Regions from separate parts of the Mus musculus genome. Here region 2 is linked to region 1. Evidence: chromatin loops called from intact Hi-C (ENCODE). Cell type or tissue: heart. All regions are shown on one strand. Each heading gives the region's core, and the rest is flanking DNA. Links, peaks and the distances in the headings are about the cores only. Region 1 has its middle 25 kb from the start of Map3k7. Region 2 overlaps Gm32412 (a long non-coding RNA gene).

Region 1 (11,906 bases), core at 2,133-10,132:
AAGAGGAACACTCCTCCATTGTTGGTGGGATTGCAAGCTTGTACAACCACTCTGGAAATCAGTCTGGCGGTTCCTCAGAAAATTGGACATGGTACTACCGGAGGATCCTGCAATACCTCTCCTGGGTATATATCCAGAAGATGTTCCAACTAGTAAGAAAGAAACATGCTCCACTATGTTCATAGCAGCCTTATTTATAATAGCCAGAAGCTGGAAAGAACCCAGATGCCCCTCAACAGAGGAATGGATACAAAAAATGTGGTATATTCACACAATGGAGTACTACTCAGCTATTAAAAAGAATGAATTTATGAAATTCCTAGGCAAATGGTTGGACCTGGAGGGCATTATCCTGAATGAGGTAATCCAATCACAAAAGAACTCAAATGATATGTACTCATTGATAAGTGGATATTAGCCCAGAAACTTAGAATACCCAAGATATAAGTTACAATTTGCAAAACACATGAAACTGAAGAAGAACGAAGACCAAAGTGTGGACACTTTGCCCCTTCTTAGAATTGGGAACAAAACACCCATGGAAGGAGTTACAGAGACAAAGTTTGGAACTGTGACTAAAGGATGGACCATCTAGAGACTGCCATATTTGGGGATCCATCCCATAATCAGCTTCCAAACGCTGACACCATTGCATACACTAGCAAGATTTTGCTGAAAGGACCCAGATATTTGTGAGACTATGCCGGGGCCTAGCAAACACAGAAGTGGATGCTCACAGTCAGCTATTGGATGGATCACAGGGCCCCCAATGGAGGAGCTAGAGAAAGTACCCAAGGAGCTAAAGGGAACTGCAACCCTATAGGTGGAACAACATTATGAACTAACCAGTACCCCAGAGCTCTTGACTCTAGCTGCATATGTATCAAAAGATGGCCTAGTCGGCCATCACTGGAAAGAGAGGCCCATTGGACTTGCAAACTTTATATGACCCAGTACAGGGGAATGCCAGGGCCAAAAAGTGGGAGTGGGTGGGTAGGGGATTGGGGGGGAGGGCATGGGGGACTTTTGGGATAGCATTGGAAATGTAAATGAGGAAAATACCTAATTAAAAAAAAAAAAAGATGTTCCTCAGATGTAGCTCCAAGTTGCTTGGCTCATCAACCCTCCTGTCCCAGCCTTCTGGTGGGTACCTGCCCTTACATGTAGGTGTTTGTGTAATTATTGTGCAATTTTTTTCCTAAATTAGTTATCGTTTTCTTTGTTCTTCAGAATTCACATCACTATCAAAAGGTCAATATTTTACATATACTTTACATGTAATATCATATATTTAGTCTATGTACCAAATGCTTTCACAGTATAAGTGTGCCCATCCCAGTGGATCTGCCGTGCTCTTTCTTAGTTACCCCTCCCATAGTCTCCAGAGCCTAGGGTGGTCCTGATTTTTATTCTGTTTGTTTCTTCCGACTAGTGTCAAGCTGATGATTTATACTAGTTGATGAACTTTGAACTAATCTTCCTTCAGCACTTATCTGTTCTTCTTATTATTCATGCAGAAACAAAAAAATCCGCTTCAGAAATTGAAACTCAGAACTTAATTTGGCATGAGACAGCCAGTCTCAGCACAGCCAGTCATTTTAAGTTAGGATGTTATGTTATCTAACTCAGTTAGGATGTTATGTTATCTAACTCAGTTAGGATGTTAGGTCATCTAACTCAGTTAGGATGTTAGGTTCTCTAACTCAGGATGTTTTGTTCTCTAACTCAGTTAGGATGTTAGGTTATCGAAATCAGTTAGGATGTTATGTTATCTAACTCAGTTTCTCTGGTTACACCAGGTACAGAATGAAAATAGGATGGTATCTAGGGCCCAATAATAGAAACAAGGCAAGATTTCCCTGATTATTACCTCTTTTGACTCCTCCAAGATCATCCTTAGAAATCTTACCAGTGCTTTGAGAACCTCTCTGTATTCTTTTTTTGTTTTGTTTTGCTTTAGGGGCAGGGTATCTCTTTGTAGCCCTGGCTGTCCTGAAACTCACTATGTAGACCAGGCTGGCCTTGAACTCAGAAATCTGCCTGCCTCTGCCTCCCAAGTGCTTTGATTAAAGGCATGCACCATTGCCCAGCTCTCTCCGTATTATTATATGAATCTATTTATTTAAATATAAATTATTTTTAGTCTTTTTTTCTGTTTCTCTTTTATTGTAAACAGTCTCTCTCTCTCTCTCTCTCTCTCTCTCTCTCTCTCTCTCTCTCTCTCTCCCTGTCTCTCTCTCATAATATATCCTGATTACAGTTTTCTCTCCTCTACTCCTTCCAGTGTCTCCCTAGCTTCCCCAATCCAGATCCACCCCCCCACTTCTTTCTCTCATTAGAAAGAGAACAGATTTCTAAGGGATAACAATAAAATAATAATAATAATAATAATAATAATAATAATAATAATGGAAACCCTAACACATCAGAATAGGACAAATAGGACAAAACAAACAGAAAGAAAAGATCCTAAGATAAGGCACAAGAAACAGTCATAGATGCAGAGATCACCCATTTGCATACTCAGGAATCCTATAAGGACACTAAACTGAAAGCCATAATATATATATATATATGCAAAGGGAAAAGAATATATGTATATATAAATAACATATAAATAAGAGTAAGAAGACTAGAATTTAAAAAGAAATAGGAGAATCCCATTGTGATACGAGGAACCTCCAAAGATGGTATCGAGTTCTCTTTCTATTGGCCATCTATTGCTGGGCATGTAGCCTACCCTTTAAGAGTAGTCTGGTTCCCCAGAGAAACTCTGTGAGTTCATATGTGTACCAGTGCAGTTGATTTAGAAAGCCTTGTCTTCTTGGAGTCCTCCATTCCTTCTGGCTCTCATATCCTTTTTTGCCTTCTTTTCTGAATGGCTCCCTGATCCCTGAGGGGAGGGATTTGATGGAGCCACGCCATTAGGACCGAGTGTTCCAAGCTCTCTCACTCTCTGCACATTGTCTGGCTGTGGATCTCTGTGTTTGTTCCCATCTGCCGCAGGAGGAAGCTGCTCTGGCGATGGGTGAGCAAGGCACTGATCTTATGAACTGACCTTGTTAACACAGCCCAAATCACCCCTCTGCACTGGCCCTGTCTCAGTACAGTTCAATGGGTTTAACTGTTGCTTTCAAAGTCTCTGTCTGAAGATGAGTAATTTTCCTGGAGTGTCTTTGGTCTCTTTTATAAATAGAACTTTGGTGGTTGAGTTTCACTTGTGTTGTAGACATGCTCAGACATGTCTGGGTCTTCTGTGTCTGCAGCTTGGCTTGTTTTTATTCTTATGACAACTTACTCTCCACTACTAACCCACTGATATGAGTCATCTGTTTTATCTAGCCCTGATTCTTCCAATAAGAAAATTACAAGTTATTTAATTGGACGAAATTTTAACTGGAAATTTCATGTATGCATTTCAGTATGCACTTCAATGTATTAAACATAGACATATAAAATGCCTTTGTACACTGAATTTGAAATCTTCTAAACCATGTTATTAGGTATGGTTTTTAGAATAATGTTGACTTGGAATTCATGGCCAATCAAAAGTTTAGCTTCACTTATGTTTGTGGTTTTATTTGAGGAATAGTGTTTATGTATATATGTGCATAACTGATTATATTTTATCCTTATTTGAAAAAAAAAACTCAGAAAAGTAAAAAGAACCAATAAGATAAAAATACTTAACTGTCTTAATAATATCCTAACAATGGAATTTGGGCAAGACTAAAATAAACTGAGAATATTGTCACTTTCAAAGGTTCTTTTGACTTCGGCAGCTTGTCTGCTGAGGTATACTGAAAGAAAGAAAAAAGTGCTTGTATGTAAGATGTTTCAGAAATATTCCACTCAAGACTCTGAAGTATGATGAAAGATAGAATGACATTTTGTAGCTCTTTGAAGAGAAAACCCAGTGTTTAAATGACTTATAATTTTCTTATTTCTATTTATCATAATTTGCAATGACATGTGAAATATTAACCCTGTGTAGGTTTATCCTAACCTTGGAGGCTCCTCTAGGTTTCTTGTAACCACTTTTCTATAAGAAGCTTCAAAAATGACTGGACTGTAAGAGTTGTCAGTAAATGTGTTGAATGAAGGAAAGCAATGAACTTGGGTGAGTGTTCAAAGAAAAGCTGTCCAGGAGCATGTGAGGCGAGGCAGGTATATTTTACATATTGATGGAGGTAGCCAAATGTTCTTCAAAATAATGCAATGCATTTTTTTCTTGTTGAACTAGAATACCTAAAACTATATGTAGGTTTATTTTATTTCTTGTGAAAGAGTTAATTTAGGGCTATTGCAAAGGTGTCCGATTATTTATATTTTAAACAGTTGAGAAGAAAATGTGTTGAGAAATGTTGCATTAAAGTTTTGTAAAACAAACAAGCAACCAGACAAAGGCCCATAAAGTTGATGGTTTGTTTTCTCTTGGGAAGTAACATAAAACTAAAACATTTGTAAACATTGCCTGGACAGAAACTTTAGGGAATATATTTTAGATAAAGGAAAGAACAAATATATAAATAATAGAAAAAAATCCAAATACTGAATAATACAAATGAGGTTAAATGAATATTGTACACCTGTACTTGGAGTACTATGGAGTCTTACAAGGAATGAAGCATCAGAAAGATGTCCTCTTGTAATTAAGAAAAGCACATATCTATCCTGTTTTCTTGAAGTCTCAGTGTTTGTATATGCACACGTGTTTTTGAGCAAGAAAAATACAGAGAAAACTTGGGAGATACAAACCCAAATGCAACCGTGCTCCCTCCAGAAGTGAATGGACTGGGCTTCTTAGATAGGGAGTCTTTACTTAATACATTTTTTTTTAAAAGGAAGAAAAGACACATTATATGGGAACATGGTGAGTCACTTGGCAAGCACATAGTTAATAAGTTTGCAGGAAGTTTCCAGATTTTTTTTTTTGAGTAATCCTTTGTTAGACTATAAACTAGGTTAGGCTAAGTTGGTGATTTCTGATCTTGCAGTAGCCATGGACTCTGTAGTTTGCATAGGGGCTCAGGTAGAATTCCTGTACGTGGAGATGATGAAAGCAAAGCGCTCGCTGAGAGAGGAGTGAGGGGGTTTCTCTGCCTTCCCTTTTCTTAATCTTCTCACAGCTCCTAGGGCTCTGAACAACACAGTTTGAAATACACTGGTCTCTTCCTGGGATGCCTTTGATTTAGTCCTTCCTGAAGGTCAGAGGAATATACCAGTTCTGTGATTTTAAAATACAGAGAATAAAGAATGCCTAGAGGTAACCCCTGAGTTCCACCTTGTCTTGCAGAAGACATTTGGATAGGAATCACTCACAGCGTGCTAGATGTTTCTGGCTGCACAATAGAGCGAGGGTGGCTTTTGGCTGGCACTCCTTAGCTTTGGAGTCCTCGCCCTTTCACTCTGAAGGTTCAGGCATAGGATCTGCACCCTCTGTATGGCTAGACAACTAGACCTCTTGTTAAGGCAATACCTGTAAGTCCTGTAAACCGTTGCGCCACCTCTCTTAGTTATAACTAGACAAGCAGCTTTTAAAAGTAAAGTTGCTTTGTATTTAGTTTAAGAATATGCCTTTTCCAGATGCAAGCAACTGATCAAAGGACCTGCATTTTCTTCAAGACTTAAATATTTAATAGTGGAATCTGTCAGGAATCATTCTTTTAGGACATGGACACAATCTCATACTCACAGTTTTAGGCAAACACTCGAATTTTCAGATGATCTACTCCATTAGACCATTTCTCGGTGCTACATACATGTTTGACTTGTTATAATTTTTAAAGTTTTGATATATGCATACTAGTGTGTTTAAAATAACTGAAAAAATACTACTATCCACATAAATAAAATTTCTACCTGTCCTTTGGGTGGCTTAATTGCTCTCTCCTCTCTCTTCTTTCTCTCCTTTCTCTCCTCTCTTCTCTCCAGAAAGGGGGTGGGGGGGAGAAAAAACCCCATAATGTCGAGGAAGAAAAAGAAATCTTTTTTCCCCATAAGGTGGCACTGTGGCTCTTTCAGTCTTTCAAACAACCCGTGGACCCAACTGGTATTTCTCTCCTTGTCTTCCTTCCCCCACCGTTTCCAGGTGATCCTCAATCAGCCTCTCATAAAAATGAGAAATAATTTCAAAGGAAACTCGATACTTACAAGTTTGAGGTAACTTGCAAGCAACTTCAATTTCTCTGTTTAGCCTTCTTTACAAGAACCCCCCCATTCCCGGCTTTGCTTTTACAATAAAGTTTTTATAGCAACTTTTGTTATGGTTTATGGCATTTTGTTTATACTCTTTGTGCTCTATATAATATGATGGTGTGCCTAGCAGTCTCTTATGAAGTAACGTACATAAGGAATCCTTGAAATGTTTCAGGAAATAAGCACGAATACCAGCTTTAGATAATCCAGTTTTGTGGTGTTCGAATTTTCTCTTTTCTAGCCAACCTTTATATTTAAGTTGATCCGTGTCTCCTTGTTACCTTTCTATAGGTAAAAATTAAAGAGCATACCTTCATTTATTTTTGAGTAGCATTTATGACATATCCATGTGTGTGTACATTTATATATATTTATATAAAAAGTATTCATTGGCTTACTGTAGGTTGTTTTTTTTTTTAAATGCTCGTATTCGAAAGTAAATGTTTATATAAATTTGCTGTTTTCTGTATCAAAGTTCAGAGCCAGCTGAGTTCCAGTCTGCTGGCAGACCACAGGCCTACACGGATCTCTTAATGGTGGCAGCAGGCGCTGGGGACAAAGCGACAAGGCGGGTCTGGTGGCTCCTGCTCTGGTGCAGAGGTGGTCTCCAGAGCAAGGGGCCTGAGCCTTTAGCCAGCTTGGCACAGTAAGCGGTCATTCTGGCTGCTGCTTGCTGGGTGGCCTGCGGAGCGAAGCCGTGGGTGGGGGGGGGGTGGGGGGGGGCACGACTGAGGAGGGCAGGGTTTTGGTGTAGGAAGAAGCCTGACGAGTCTGTTGGCCATTATAACCATCAGGGGGAGGAAAAGGAGGAAGGAAGGGGGAGGCTAGAGAGACAAAACCAGAGAGTCAGTTATCAACAGTAAAAACCAGGTAATCGACAGGGCAGCGGCTAGCAGTGGAAAGAACGGACGGTGCGGAGGGGAAACCACGCGCCAGAAGCTGCTGGGTCACTGGCGGCCCGCCGCGTGCGGGACTCTGCCACAGTTTCGGAGGGGCTGCCAGGACAGGAGCATTCGCTGGCTGTGGAATTTCTGGGTCACAGAGCACTGGCAGAGGTGGCCCGAAGATTGGCGCCGGTGGGCCGAGCCAGAGTCCGGGAGCGTACCTCCAGCCCAGCGGACTGAGGCTGGGGGCTGCCGGCTGGTGCCCAGCTAACCCCGGATCCCGGGAAGCAGGCGTCCTGCAACAAAGTCTCCAGCTCAGACACTTCCAGGGACCATCCCTGCCAGGGTGCCAGCTGAGACCCGAGCCCAGAGGGGTTTACCAGCCTCACACTAACTCCATAAATATGCACAAGTGCATCAGAGGAGTGTGTGCCTCTCAGGAGGTAAACACAAAGCAATCTCAGGAAAGAACAGTGCCCAGTCTATACCATAAATCGATGCTTTCTTAGTGATAAGCACCCCGTTCAGTGAATAGCTCCTGCCAACCCTCACTGAGTATTTAATGATTATTAATTGTCGAGACACCTTTCACCCGAAAACGGCCTGTCTGAATTGTCTTTCTTCGCCTAGAAGTGCGAATTAAAGTTTCTTTGTTAGGGAGAACAAAGAGAAATCCCAACTATTTTAAGGAGGCTTTAGCATTCGACTTGGCAAACCAGGTTTTTCCCCCCTAGAGATCAACGCTCTTTGACTCGCCCCCTCTCTGTCACAGCCTCGACAGAGTCGTCTGTGGGACTAGGCTGGTGTTCGTGGGCTGGATCCCTTCTACAGATTAGCAATTTAGCGTTAAAAAGTTTAGAAGCCCTTTAATTCAGTCTTGTACTTTGACATGGGAGGTAATTGAGATCTGGAGAAGTTAAGGCCATCTCGCAAATTTGTGCCCAAGCCAGGAAGGGTCGCCAGGTCTGGGCTCCTTGGAGAAGGCACTCGCTGTTCCTTAGTGCCTAAATTTAAGCTCATCTACTCTTGGGAGCCCAGTACAACTTCCCTTCTTCAAAGTTTGTCAAGAAGGGAATAGCTTCCTCCTTTTCATTAGAAAAAAAAAAAAAAAAAGATTTTCTCTTGCTGTCAGCTTCATTCTGACATAGATCAGGAGTGGAAAAGTGTGTGCTATGGAATAGAGTCATTAGTAAATCCATCTCGTTTTTTGTTTCATTTGACAGCAACACATTAAATTAATCCCTGTCCAAAAGAATCACATTAAGGGAGCTGTCAATGCTAATCCCCAGCTCATTGTTGCTACCTAGCTCGGGGTTGACTTTAATAGGTCGCGCTGACATTTGTTTCTTCCAAAAGACAAGAGACATGTCGGTGACTTCATCCAGACCCGAGAACGTTCCCTTCAGAACTTAGAGGCAGCTCAAGTTTTGCAGACCCGGGATTCTTTGGGCTTCTAGCTGTAGGGTTCCAGCTGTTGTTGGAAACCTTGATTCTAATCATTTAGCCCTTTGAGTGAAGATGCTTACAACGATGAAAAGGAGTGTAGAATCTTCTATGAGGAAAACAAAACAAAACAAAACAGCATCCCACTGAAAAAATAAAAATAGGATGTTATTATTATTTGTGTACTTCCCAATTTTAGCTACCCTAATTCTCTAGAAATAGACTTGGTTGTGCAGGAGCTAGAGTTAAGATAAATTAGAAAAAAAAGAAAAAAGAAAAAAGGCTCAGAAGCAGGGCTGAGAAAACTTGAAAAAATATATCAGTTAAGGCTCTGCAGAGGGTTCGGAAAAAGGGAAACATCTTGGCCAGTCTTGGCAGGAATTCAGATAGTGAGAATATAGGCAGCACAGACCTTAGAGAAAATACATTACGCCAATATGAAAACAGCCCTTTAGACGACATTCATAAACTATGACTATAAAATGTCCATGCTCTCTCTCCTCTTGCCCCCACCCCCACACAGGGATGTGGGTTTCCCTGCTTTGTGGGATGACACTTAAGGAGTCCAGAACTCAGGGTTATATATGAGCCTTTGTTTCGGCAACTAAGAAAAAGCAGAGGGCTGATTCAACCTTAAGTCATTTAACCTGTTTTTTAAAATAGGCTTCCCATTTTGAGTTTTATAGATATTTGGAAAGATTTTTCGAGAACAGACTGGGAACTAAAGTCAATGATTAGTGTACAGGTGCTAGAAAAAGCAGTTGCATGTGTAATACTTTTCTTTATTCTAGTTGAACCATGCTTTTTCATATTGCAGGGTGACTTTCCATTTTAAATCATTTTATCATGTACAAACTCACATTTGCCTGATCCCTCATTTCTGGAGAAAAAAAATCTGTATTTTCAAGTTATTGCAGTTGTGCCTCTTTTTATGGTTTTAGGCATTCTAGTTTTACTATATTATTGTATATTATTGTCTTATTATTTCATATTATTATAGTCTCAGTTTCCATTTTTTTCTTGTCAGGGGTCTGGGGCACAGTATCTTTCATTGTATACGTATTAGGTTCAAACTTGAAGAAACTATAATGCAAGACAGATTGACATGAGCAAAGCATGAGTATTTATTTGATATAATCATAAGTGACATAGGAAGTAGAGAGCTGAAGAAAACAGTCTAGTTTGATAGGTTGTTTTGTTTTGTTTTGTTTCTGTTTTATTTTTTTGAGGATGGGTCTCACTTCACAGCTTGTGATTTTTCTGCTCCGGTTCCCCATGTGCTCCTACTATGATCCATTTAATTTGAATTTTTTAAAGATAGGAAGTTCAAGGAAGAGTGTTAATTTGTGGGGAAATATGATAGGACAAATGGAATGTGAGGCAGAGACAATAAACTGGAGAGCAGAGCAAGATCTGTTTGCATCTCTCTCGTCTTTGGAGAGGTGGATTTTTTCCTCTGAGTACAGGAAGGGCACCCCATGTGTGACTCTTAAGACCTGTGTCAAGGAATTCTGGGAAGTCCTTCCTAGGCTTTATCACCTGTTCTGGGAAAGGAAGGTAGGGGAGAGTTAAAGAAAGATTTCTGTTTGTAGGAAAGCTTGAGAAAAACAGAACCAAAAACACACTGTCAACTTAAAATATACCCAGGCTCAGAACCAAAAACACACCGTCAACTTAAAATATACCCAGGCTCTGTATTTTGTGATAGCAAGTCCTGAACCCTATCTGGAATTTCTACCTTTGAAGTAACAATTGTGTCTTTAAAAGACATGGTTTGACTACGTAGCTTAGGCTGGCCTCAAACTCACAATCTTCCAGTCTCAGTGTTCAGAGTTCTAGTATGATAGGCGTGTACCACCATGCTCAGCTTAAAGTCAAGCTCTTACAATCTCCACAAAACACATTCTTTTAAATCTGTTGAAAATTTTTCTATTTATTTTAATGATCAAACAGATGAGTTTTATTCAGAAAATGGGCCAAAGGTTTTGTGGTCCTAACAAAAAGGCTTAATAAGATCAGTAAAAAAGAGAAAAAACGAAGAAAAAAAAAGAAGAAAAAAGAAAACAAGAAAAAAGAAAATGAACTGTGCATGTCCTCAGACTCTGACAACTGTCACGAGTCTATAACATAAGACTTTAGGTTGTATGGTGCCAGTGAACTAAAACCCAGGTGACATTTAGAGCTTGGTGGGTTAGTGTGGGTATAAATGAAATGTTAAAGCTCCAGGGACTCCAAACAGTGCAGAGTATGTATGTATGTATGTATGTATGTATGTATGTATGTATGTATGTATGTATACATGTGAGTATGTGTGCAGTAGTTTACATGCACATGCGGGTACCTGTATATGAAGACAAAAGGTTAATGTCTGGTATCTACCTTGATTACTTCCAATTTTGGGCTTTTGACTGAACCTGGATCTAACCAGATATAGCTAGTCTTGGCCTCCTGGCAAGCCCCAGGTACCCCACGTCTGTCTTCTTGGCACATGCTATAGTGCTGGCTCTTTACATGGGTATTGGGGATCCAGACTCAAATCCTTATATATAATTCTCTACTTTACTATTTGAGCCATCTTCCCACCCTTATACTTTTTTCCCCCTCTGATTTCAAGTCCATTGGAAAGACCGTAACTGACAACTGTGGCTCATTTTCACACTCAAATTATATCTGTGTAACTTTGGTAGGAAGCCCCCGGGCTGGTGTGCTTCTTGCGCTTGCCTGGATACTAAAGTTGCTGAAGGCATTAATAAATGGTAAAACCCTTTCGGGGATGGGAGCACTGGGTGTACGGGGAGATAAGAAACCAGAAGCCTGGGCTCCACCAATAATTAATAGTGTCTCATGAGGTGGTCTACTGTTTTTTGATTTCAAATCATTTGTTCAATTTTTTTTTTTTTTGCTGGAGTGAATTCCAGACAAAAAAGAACAGTCTTTAATTTGATACTTAGTCACTTCAGTGTCTTGTGCTGAGCCAGTTAAGATTGCATAGTCTTGTGAAAACACATGCATTCATAATCAGTCAGATAACAATGCTCTCCAGGGTTCCCGAGTGGGAAAGCAAGAGATCATAGATTCAGATATGTGGCTTCAAAGTCACGGCAGCATCTGAGAAGTTCCTGTTCTTCATTTTTACTCTTTATTCTTAGAATTGAAAGGAAAACAATGCTGTGAACATTTCTAATTAAATACAGAATAAAACTAAGCCCAGCATCCACGAGGTAAGGGTTTAGGAGGAAAGAGTTCTTGTTTTCTTATGGAACGGGCTAAACCGACAGACGGTTTTATACAGTGACAGTGTAAGTGGAGTATGCCTTTAATTAAGGCTTAATTGCTAATTACTGGGTAGCCTCTTGTGCTTATGCTCCATCTACCATTATC
Region 2 (11,906 bases), core at 2,058-10,057, 110 kb after region 1:
ACGTGGTTCTGTGTAGCCACAGAGTCTGAAGTAGGTGGGACTAAACTCATCAGTAGACAAAGCTATGATTTTTGAAAGCAGAAAAAGATGGTGGCTTTGGACATTTTAATTGCTTCCTCACTGTTTGTGCTTCCATCTCTATACAGCATGCTTCTTGTAAAAATCGAAAGCCAGCACAGAAAATAAGAGAAAAACCAATCATGTGTATTGTAGAGTGGGCAGGAGTTTGGGTCTGGAACCTAAGAAGTAGGCAAAGGTGAGTTTCCTTAGCTGGTTGGATGATTTCCAACTTGGGACACCATCTTTGACAGAGACATTTTTCTCTGGAACCTCATTTGAAAATAAGGATGGCAAGCAACACAGAAGTCAAAACAGCAGAAATGAACAACTTCACAGGGTGTGTTTTTAAAATTCAATTGTATTTATTTATTTATTTATTTAATTTTATTGAAAAAATTTTTTATTCATTCTTCTCCCATCTATTACACCCTGACCATGGTTTCCCCTCCCCCTCCTTTCAGTCCTCCCTGCCCTCCTGATCCACTCCTTTTTCCTTTTCCTTTAGAAAAGAGCAGTATGCCGGGCATGGTGGCACATGCCTTTAATCCCAGCTCTCGGGAGGCAGAGGCAGGCGGATTTCTGAGTTCGAGGCCAACCTGGTCTACGAAGTAAGTTCCAGGACAGCCAGGGCTATACAGAGAAACCCCGTCTCAAAAACAAAACAAAACAAAACAAAACAAAAAACCCCAAACAACAACAACAACAACAACAAAACAAAAAAACAACCCCCCCCCTAAAAAAGAAAAGAGTAGCACTTTCAGGGACATTAGCCGAATACAGGATAACACCTTACAATATGACTAGGCATAAACCCTCATATAAAGGGTGAGACAACCCATTAGGCAGAAAAGGGTCCCAAGGACAGGTAATAGAGCCTGAGATACCCCTACTTCTAGTGTTAGGGGTCCCACAAAGCCACCAGAGGATCTAGCACAGACCTACCTATGCTCCATGACTGTCACCTCAGCCTCTATACAGTGCATTTTAAAGACACTGTTTTATATGACCTGCCACAAAACGGCTCCTCACTGACAGGAAAGCAATCAGTCAAACCTGACTGTAGAAAGGATGCCCAGTTGTGACAACACAGTATGTGCACAGCTGTGACACCATAGTATGTGCACAGCTGTGACACCACAGTATGTGCCCCAAGTGCCAGCGACTGGTCACAGTTTTCAAGGAGTTTCTAGTTACTCGGGTGCTAGCGGCACACATGAAGAAGACAGAATGTTCTGTCGACATGGGGCAAGGGATATGGGGTACGCATTCCAGCACAAGGAATCATCCTTGGTACCCCTGCAGAGACAAAGCAAATTTTCTTAGCTTCCTCGTGAATTTATCTTGAGAAAATTACAAAAGAACTCGAAATTTCAACTCAAGTCAAAACCAAGGAAATCAAACAGCCTAGCTGCCCCATAACTGGGCTGTTCAATTCGCCCATAAGCACACCCCAGACTGTGGGTATATGAATGAATCTTTTGATTTTTTCTGAACCAAAAACGTTTTGGAATTGTACACTGGGTTAGAAATGTAAGCCACATCCATCTGTTTTTGTTTGTTTGTTTGTTTGTCCAGTTGAAATTTTGCTAATGTTATGCAGTAAGTGTTCTTTTTTTTTTTCCTCTGGTCTGTTGCTAAATGTATCTTCAAGGCTGTAGGTTGTGCAAATCCTTAGGAAACGAGTGAGGAGTAGCCGAGCTGTTTGATTTGCTGAGTGTTCTCCTCAGGAGCCAGTTCTTTATGAGTAGTCAACAAATACTAAATAATTAGGGATGTAGTGATGGAGGCGCAGCCAGGGGCTAAGTGGCATTTTCAAGGTTTTAAATGCATTAGGAGGAAGACTGGAATTGAAATTTAGCGTGCTTAGCTTCTTCCTGATGCTTGCCACCATGTCTCTCTATTTCCTTAATCACATAAAGCCAGTGGTTCTTGACTGACCCCTAACCTACTGCTCCGTCAGGCAAAATTTGGAAACCCCCAGGCAGTGACCTGCTTTTCAATGGGAGAACTTATTTACTTCCAGCTGGAACACATCAAGAAAAGCCATTTCTCTGATAGCCTCATTCTTGCCAAAAGACTGGAAAATAACTTATTAGAGAGCCGGCCATCTCAGGAGCCACAACAACAGCTGCACTGAATAGAGAACTCGCCGAACGACCGGACACTGTGAAACGAGATTGACAGAAGCCCACGAAGTCCTCCTTCCAAGCCTCACTTTGATCTTCCTAACAGAGGTTGTCAGGGGGGAACCCGGATGCCTCCATGATCAGGACGACTTAGCTTGTCTGCTCATGGCTGAATTGTCTTTGTAGTCTTTGCGTTTGTGCTACTTGAGGTCACAGCTAAATTAACAATGAGGGCTCGTGGCTGAATGTTACTTTTAGAATCTCTTTATAGTTTACATTTCAAGATTGTTAATTAGGCCATGCAGCCTATTGGAGAGATAAAGCCAGTTCAAAATATATGTGTGTATTTATGAAGTGACGCTATTCTATAAAAGGTAAAGTGTGCTAGCGTCAAGGAATGCAGGATTTACAATACTCAGTCCCATCACACTACTGAATAGTTTGTAAGGTAACAAAACGGGCAGCTTAGAGCTGCAGTATTTGCCAGATATACAAATTTCGTAGGGATTGTTTGTGCATATCGACTGTTCTGACGTCCTTCAGCAGGCTGGCAATAGCATTAATGGAACATTTCCTTTGTACCAGAGATTTTAAAAATTTAAAAATGATTTTAAATGAAGGAAGAGAGAAATCTAATTCTTTTTCTTTCTTTTCTTTTTATAACATCGTTCTTGGTTCCCGGGAGATGATAAAGTGGGTAAGAGATGTCCTTTCTGTGTTTGCTTGAGGACCTCAGTTCAGATCCCCAGCATCAACATTAAGCACAAAAGCTAGACATGACCACATGGAACAATAGCACTGCGGAAGAGGAGGGTGGAGACAGACAGGTGGATGGCTGGGGCTTTTAGTCCAGACACACACACACACACACACACACACACACACACACAGAGAGAGAGAGAGAGAGAGAGAGAGAGAGAGAGAGAGAGAGAGAGAGAGAGAGAGAGATTGTCTCAGGAAAATAAGGTGGAGATGAATTTACAATAACAGCCAACATCCTTTTTTGGCCTGTACACATATGCAGGCTTACATACACACTTGCTAGTTTCATTCAAAGATTTAAAAGTTAAAACTAAATGTTACATCCAAACTGGTAAGTGAACTTATTAGACAGTTTTAATGTTAACAATTTAGAAATTTCAAATCTGTTACTGTTTAGTATAAAAACACTAGTATCAAGTGTGTAAGATATCTGAACTAATTTCAATGAAAGAAATTAGAATTTCAAAATAATTTTTGGTACCCTAGTCAAGTAAAGCAAGTTTTACTTTAAGTCAAGCTGCATGCATTTTGTTTGATTGGATATCATGCTATCCCAGCAAATGATTTCATAGAGGAAGTAACTGAGTGCTAGATGCAGTAAGATGGAGCGGTGACAAAATGACTCCCAAATCTTTTCATGTGTTCTTGAAGTGTCCAAAGATGATACATGGGTGTAGTCAAGTCTGGGATACCACCTACCCATACATCACAACCAGGAAGTATTAATTAATTAGTTATGCACATAGTACTCTGCCTGCATATATGTCTGCATGCCAGAAGAGGGCACTAGACCTCATTATGGATGGTTGTGAGCCATCATGTGGTTGCTAGGAATTGAACTCAGGACCTCTAGAAGAATAGTCAGTGCTCTCAACCTCTGAGCCATCTCTCCAGCCCCCCAGAACAGGAAGTTTTTATCAGGAAGTACAAAATATATTAAACAAGGTTGGAATGTATGTTATTTAATACGCAATTGCTGGGTCTTAAATAAAAGGTGAGTAGGAGGCAGAGGAAGTAAAGAAGTGGTAAGTCCTGGACATGAGCCCTGTGTGGTTTTAGTCTTAAACGTGTGTGGGTACTGGGTTTGGGGTGCTTAGTTGTTAACTTATTTTAATAAAGCACGCAGAGTGGAATTCCAGCAGCATTCTCACAGATAATATCTATCTGTTTGTTTGTCTGTCTATCTATCTATCTATCTATCTATCTATCTATCTATCTATCTATCTATCTACCTACCTATTATCTGTCTGTTTGTCTATCATTATCTATCTATCTATCTATCTATCTATCTATCTATCTATCTATCTATCTACATATCTATCATCTATTTATCTATTATCTATCTACATATCTATCATCTATCTATCTATCTATCTATCTACATATCTATCATCTATTTATCTATTATCTATCTACATATCTATCTATCTATCTATCTACATATCTATCATCTATTTATCTATTATCTATCTACATATCTATCATCTATCTATCTATCTATCTATCTATCTACATATCTATCATCTATTTATCTATTATCTATCTACATATCTATCTATCTATCTATCTATCTACATATCTATCATCTATTTATCTATTATCTATCTACATATCTATCATCTATCTATCTATCTATCTATCTACCTACCTACCTACCTACCTACCTACCTATTATCTGTTTGTCTATTTATCATTATCTATCTATCTATCTATCTATCTATCTATCTATCTACATATCTATCATCTATCTATCTACCTACATATTTACATATCTATCATCTATCTATCTATCTATCTATCATCTGTCTATCAGTCATTTATCACCTATTTTTCTTTCTATCTTCTATCTTTGTTTCTATGTATCTATGTCCTCTCTCTCTCTCTTTCTCTCTCTCTCTCTCTCTCTCTCTCTCTCTCTCGAGCGCGCATGCTCTCTCTGTCTCTCTCTGTCACGATTCGGAAGAATAGCAGTGAGAGGCTTTTCAACAGTCTTCCCAGCACAGGTGACTTTATAGAAGCAATGTGAAGCCATGCTTGGTGACTCTAAACAATGATTTACTTTAGCAGTCAGGACTAGAGCGTGGGATGGAAAGGGAAGCTTTCTTCCTCATGGCTAAAACTTCTTCGTTGTTGGGATAGAATCATGCAAGGATATTAAATTGGTTGTAATTCTCTTAACATCTTCATTCGTAGCTGGGTCTTGAGTAGGAGCACATTAAAAACGGCTGTAAACTCCTGACTGAAGGTTGTGATTTGTGGGTGGCGCCACCTACCGGTGAGCACCATGCTTTGTTTTGCTTGACTAGTAGATTGACTTTCACATCCATTTGCTGTGTTCTCTATAGGTGTCACGTCACTGAGAAGATATACAGTGCTTTTTATTAATTCATAAGGTGACCCACTCTCCTGGTTTGCCAGGTTCTGAAGGGTTTCCAGGAAATGGATGTTTCAGGACTAAACTGACTGGGATTCTGGACAATTAGTCACCATATTTAAATTTTTAAATTTTGAAATAATTATATTCTTGGCATTTTATTAATTCTTTGAATTTAATTCAGCTTATTTTGTCCAAAGCCATTCCTTCCCCTCTCCCCCAGCTCCTGCTGATCCACACTCCACCTCCTCACCTGCCCCAACGTCATGTCTTCTTCTTTTATTTTTAATAGCTCAGAGAGTCCAATTTGTGCTACCCATATACCTGTGAGTGTGGGGTCATTAATGAGTGCGTTTGACCTACTAGGGACACATCCTTAAAGAAAACTGACTTTCCCTCCCCTAAAACCGCTGGCTCTGCGTAGCTCTTAGCTATACATTAGGGCTAGGAGCCCCTCCCCATTCCCTGCTAGTTGGCTGGCTTGATCCAGTTCAGGTCTCGTGCTGGCACGCACTGCTGCTCTGAGTTAATGAGTACAATAGCCCTGTCACGTCCAGAGCATTGTGTTGCTCCAGTCCTCCCGACCTTTTGTCTCTTATAATCGAAATAATTACATTTTCACAGGAAGTTACAAAACCAATAAGAAAGAAAACCTATGGACTTCCACACATCCTTCCCTGCTCTAGGGGCAAGAGTTGTTCAGTGTGGTGTGACAACTTGTTTCAGCATCAGGGGCAAGCGCCTGTATAAGCGTTCAGCAAAGGCTGTCGGAGGAATGATTAGGTAGGTCCTATGGTGTGAGTCTTTGCTGCTGTGGTAAAACACTGGCCAAAAGCACCGTGAGGGAGAAAAGGGTTACCCTGGCTTACAGGTGACAGCCCATCATCTGGGAAAACCAAGTAGGAACTCAAGGCAAGGAGAGGGACTGAAGTAGAGATTGAGGAGGACCAAGGTTTCTGTTTCTTTTCCCAACCTTATTCAACTCCCTTTCTTATGGAGCCCCAGGCCCACCTGCTCAGGGATGACACTGTACAAGGTGGAGTAGGCCCTCTATGTCAATTAGCAATCAAGGACACACCTCACAGACATGCCTACAGGGCAATCTGATGAAGACAATGCCTCTCTTGAGGTCCTCTTTTTCACAGATGCGTCTAGATTTATGTCAAGCTGATAAAACCTAACCAGTATAGCAAGTGAGTTCTGATGTCAGCTGAGATATACTTGTTTTTATGTCCTTTTCACAGTGAAAATAAAATATTCAAAGCTTAAGGGATTATATAAACCCCACAAGGAATATTTCATTTAGACCCAGAAAGGAGGGAAGTATCAGATCCCTTGAAATTGGCCTGTACATTAAAGAGTCTGGGGTTATAAAGTGGACACACGTTGTTTAGCAGTTTCCTCCAAGATAGAATTGTTCCATCTTGCAGGGAAGCTCATTAAACACAGGAAGTAAGCAACTTAAGATATCTTCAGGAAGTCACTAAAACTAAACAGATTAACTAGGTCCTTCCCTCCCCAGGAGTGTATCGGCAATAAAGACTGCTGAGACATGCCAAACTGCCTGGAAAAAGCATGAGTTCAGAAGCCTGGAAGAAGCAAAGACCAGCCAAGCAGCTTAGAAGAAACAAGAACCAGCCTAGCTGCCAGGAAGAGGCTCACACAATGGAGGCATGCAGAACTAACACCCTCTGACCTATTGAGCTGCCTGCAGGCTGTGCAGTGGGCCCCAGGTTCCCAGTTTTTGTGAGCTGTCAACCATGGGGGCTGTGGGAGGGCTTTGGTGATGGATCTGTCTTTGAGTCATTTCCGCTCCTGTAAGTAACCTCACATTTGTATTTCTGTAAGTAATCTGGATAAACCTCATTGGTCTACCAAGATAGACTTTGGTAGTATCTGTACTTGCGTCTGTCTTCAGCTTTTTATCTGGGGCAGGTAGACCATTTGTTTAAGTCTCCCCAGGAATAGTGTTTCACAACAAACATGGAATTGTGACATTTAAAAGAAGGGTGTGCCCTAGAGCTATTTTGAGCCATGGTTCAAGTCTAAAGTCAAAGGGTCAAACATGACTTGTCTTCATTTCCTAAGCCGCTGAAAAGATTAGTTCTAGGCGACTGAACAAGAAACCAGAGAAGCTAGTGGGTGCTAGTGAGCTGCTCCCGAATCCTCCCAGCAGGGTGACTAGCAGACTGGAATGTTCTTCTCTTGGTAGCTGATAACCAGGCTGACAGAGATCCAGGATGCCCCCTCCCCCAGGCAGATATATGTTCATTTTGGTCTGCTTGGAAACTATTCATATAAAAATGGCATGAATCAATCAATGATTCAAATATAAGGAAAAACAGTTTTATCTTACCACACATATCACCCTACCCCCCCTACCCTATCACCCCATCAGGCTATGAAAGTTTGCTTAAAATTTTCATAGTGTCTGTGAGAATGAGTTACTAAAAGAAAAATGGCCACCCCTCCCCCGCTGCCTTATTTCTCTTTGTTTCAACGTGCGCCCCTTTGCGTGATTTCAGGTTCACTCTGTGTAGAATTTAAAACAAAATCTCAGTTACAGATCCTGAGACAGTCCCTCTTGTCTTTGACCTCATATTCAACATCTACCCCCACGCCCGTCCCTGTCGCCGTGCCTGTTCCCCTTTGCTTTGCCCTTGTATCTTTTCATTTCCCTGTCATTGCACCCGGGAGGACACAGCGCTCCACTTCTGTTAGACGCCTTCTCTGCAGTCTTTGATTAAACCCTTCTTTGAAGTCTGTGAAACTGGATACTAACTGACCTGTAAGAAATTAAAAGGAACTGTATTTCATTATACCATTGCCCTAAACGATACTCCTTTTTAAACCAATTAAGGGGAAATTTACCTCCCGCTAACAGAATAAACTCCAAGTTTTCTCTGTGCTCCTGATACATAGGTTAACATAATGTCTTTCCTCTTTGAATCTGGTTAATGCTTTACCTTGCCACATCGCAGGCTTGAAGTGTTCAGGGGGACGCGAGGTATCAGTGCCCCCTCCCTCCGGACAACTTCAGCAAACACGCTGATATTACGTGCTGGGCATTGTGCTTCAGAGGAGAACAAAGTCCTAAGTTGGAGTCATAGCACCATTGCCCGAGCTGGAGCATTGGTGAGGAGTAAGATCTTCAAGGGAAAGCCAGGAGCACGCTCACATTCTTTGCACATGCGCCGCAGTGAGCACAGTTAGAAATCCAAGTCTGACAGAGGTAGGTGCGGGCTTCAATACTGAGCGACTGTCTGTTGCTAATGCTTTCACTTCTGAGCTTCCGTTTCGCCCCTGCACCTTTGTGCTTCAAAAGTTCAAGCAGCTGTTACAGTTCAGCCCAGTGTTTCCCCACCTCTTAGGACCCTGCTTGGCATAGCCGTCCTCGGTGATTGATGGAGCTCCACGCCCTGCACCTGGGGGTGGCCCACCTGCAGAGGAGATTCCTGGATCAGGGGACACACAGGCAGCTTGACTCTCTCTACACTCTTGGGAGGCTTAAAACTCCCAACTTCCTTTGCAAAGTGAAAGAACTGAGTTGATTTACAAGACAAATAAAATATCAGAGGAAGTGGGGGTTAGCTGTTACTTACAGCCAGGAGAGATTTATGCGATTACATAGTAACCGAGCCTACACTTCAAGCTGTAGTCATTATGGTCTGCAGAGTTCCATACCTCATTAGAGGGAAATAGGTTTGGAGAATGGAAACCAGTTAGTCCTCTCGTTGAAAATGTCCCTGGTTTTGGTGCAGATGTGATCCGTAATCAAAGGAGCGCTCTATATCTTTTATAGCATCTTCCCAAAGCACACACGTTGGCGTGTGACTTCACTAGGGACTATAAGTCTTAATGGAGTTGAGTGGAAAATCTTATTGGGAGAAACTGAGGCCAAGTACATGTTGGACTTTTAGTAACATAAAAGAAGCAAATGGCTGAGACAATGACACCTGGAAATGTTATTTTGAGTCTGTTTCTACCGCCCCCAAAACTTCAGTGAATACAGGAGAGAAAGAGAAGAGGGGAAGCTCTACTGCTTCATTGGCATGCCTCACTGCTCTCCACAGCCAATTCCATTTCAAAGTCCCTCCCATCCCGCCCCGGCCCTGCGGCGGTTATACGTTCCATAGTCCTGAGGCAAGTTAAGAGACTGAAGGGTGCTTGTGGGCGCAGTGAGCTATTTTGAGTGTGTTTTTGGAAAATTGAAATTGTAGCAAGTCTGTAAAGGCCCAGTCTCATTCATATTCTACAAGGGGAAGGGTCCACGTGGGCCCACAGTCACGTGCCTCAAGATGCAGGCTCGGTTACGAAACCTTTCTGCATGCCATCCCCGTCTTGATGGCTAAAGCTTGTTCTATCTGCCTGCAGCATCAGCATCACCTGGCTAATGATTAGAAAAGGGGGATGCAAGTTCATCTCAGACATACCAAACCTCAGCATCCTGGGGGCTGGTCGCTGTACACACTAAAGTTGTGTGATCATTGTGAAGGCACAGAGAGAGGGGGGTGCAGCTGAGACCCATGTACTCCTCAGGAAGGCAGTTTGCTGCGGTTTGGAGACAGACAGATTTGTGTTCAGTAGGGGTTTTCCTTAGGAAAGACTTGTACTTGGTTTGGTCTTTAACTCTCTTCTTTATTTTTTCCCACGATGGGAATGCAATCCAGATCTCACCATATGGGACAAGCTTTGCATAGTAGCCCAGTACTGGGGTTTTTAGTCCATGCAACCTTTGTTTTGTTTTTATTGTCTCCATTCCGTTTTATGTAGACAGGGAGCTAATAGCAGTTTTCTTGTGCTTGCTGCTATTGGGTCTCATGAGAATGAATGTTTTAAGTGATCTTTGAGAAATATATGAGTAAATAAGTTTTAACTAAATACAGCATTTTAGGCCCCGATATAGTCTAGCTCCTGACACTGTGCCCATTAAAGTTATGAATATTAATTTATAAGGGAGGCTATGTTTCATAATGATTAGCAGTTTTGGTTGCCACCTCCTCTCACCCAGAATGGAATTATTCAAATTTTAAATTATAAGTGAAGACTTCCTCCTAGCCCTGCATCTCACTCTTTATTGTATGTAATTGCATTCAATTTCAGAGAGAGAGGACCGTGTGCTGAGTATGATCTCATTTTACACAATGTTTCCTAAGCTTCTTTGTCTCGAAGTGAAGAGCGATTTGGTCATGGACGACAGTCATTGGACAGACTGAGGTAACTTATCTGACTTTGGAGAAGGAAGATACATGAAGTTCCTTCAGAGATTGGATTTTTTTTTTTTAATGAGATAAGTGCAGGGTAAGTTTATTTCTTTCTTTCACTTATAAATATGTTGTTTTAGGACAAAAGGCTACGATTCTGTCTACGCCTCTCTAGCTAATGAGCACAGGATGCGGCATGTGTTCTGTGCTCTCTGCCTTCCTAACAGAAGCCTTTTCTACAGGAGGGAGTTCTCAAAGTTCTGTAAGCAGGACTTAAGACCGAAATTATAACCAAAGTCTGAACAGAAAGGGCTCAGTGATGCTTCAACTAGCAAACGGCATGGGAGTAATTCTGAGTTACACCAAGCACTGCCTTCTCCAATCAAAGAGACAGGGGTGTCGGAAGGATGGGAAGAACTAAGGATCCCATAGCATGGAGACCTAGGCAGTCTAAACTTTTCCCATATAGGAAGGTGAGCTCCCTGAGGGGTAGAGCTGCTTGGTCACATATGGATATCTTAGAAAGACCTAAGTTATATAATGGCTTCCCCACATGTCTATAAGAAGGGAAGACAATGGTCACAAGGTAGGAAAAACTGATGAAGCTCAATCAAGAGAATTATTGCTCATGCTGAGTTGCTTTCTGTTGTCTAGGGCTACAGCTTAGTCATTCTCTTCCTTGTGAGAAAAGCGACAACACTGAACCATTGAGTTTGCTACTTTTCCGTTGCTGCCATTATTCTACCCGAGCACTGCACTCGACACCTTGTGTACACACAGTCCTCCCAAGAGACCCTAAGCACAGTGCCAAGCACAGTTAATCCGGGTTTTACCTCCTCAGTGTCCTTATAGGATCATGCTCATTGTAGAGATGAACAGGCCATCTTAGAGACGTGGAACTTTTTTTGAGGCAAACAACTTGTAAAGTGGTAGAGCCAGAACCCAAGCCTTGGTTTGCTGGGGATCCTACTTCAAATACCTGAGCTAGTCCCTGAACCTCAGAACAGAGATGGAGCTCTCAGCACGTGGTCCACCCTGGCCGGCTGTTTCCCATGCTTTTTCCACAAGTTAAGTGGGCTCTCCTTGTTCACCAGGTTTTTATGGTGCGGTAACTATACTTTTTTGTGTGTTCCCTTGAGATATCTAAATTGTCCACCCATATATTCTATTAAACTTAGACTCTCTTCAGAGGACCTAATCTCTCTCTCTCTCTCTCTCTCTCTCTCTCTCTCTCTCTCTCTCTCTCTCTCTCGTATTCTTTTACTCTGGTTCCCCTTCATTTTTCTACATTAAATTAGACACTAAGTGAGAAGCTAGATGTGAAACTATTTTGGAAAGTGCGCAGGAAGTCAAGTGTATAATATCATGATTATTTCAGAA

What was found. A loop is a pair of places that touch in the nucleus more often than their neighbours do. Peaks named below come from ENCODE experiments on the same cell type or tissue, not always from the same donor. Only the 100,000 strongest peaks of a DNase experiment are listed, where the experiment ranks them.
Region 2: a loop joins it to region 1, with 4 times the contacts of the local background. A loop is called at or near these places in 6 of 42 quality-filtered maps.

Annotation. Positions count from the first base shown.
Region 1 is chr4:31,933,023-31,944,928 of GRCm38, reverse strand. No RefSeq gene overlaps it. Among named protein-coding and RNA genes, the nearest start is that of Map3k7, 25 kb to the left of the region's middle. In heart, for the core only: a CTCF peak has its summit at 6,007 (motif pointing right); no DNase peak of the experiment used is centred there; H3K4me3 peaks cover 1,780 bases; H3K27ac peaks cover 1,510 bases.
Region 2 is chr4:31,820,767-31,832,672 of GRCm38, reverse strand. It overlaps Gm32412 (a long non-coding RNA gene), which reads left to right. Exons shown (of 4, transcript XR_390453.3): 1 at 1-2,883; 2 at 5,947-6,105; 3 at 6,845-8,554; 4 at 10,426-10,618. Among named protein-coding and RNA genes, the nearest start is that of Gm32412, 6.6 kb to the left of the region's middle. In heart, for the core only: CTCF peaks have their summits at 5,214 (motif pointing left) and 7,464; no DNase peak of the experiment used is centred there; H3K4me3 peaks cover 1,047 bases; H3K27ac peaks cover 2,358 bases.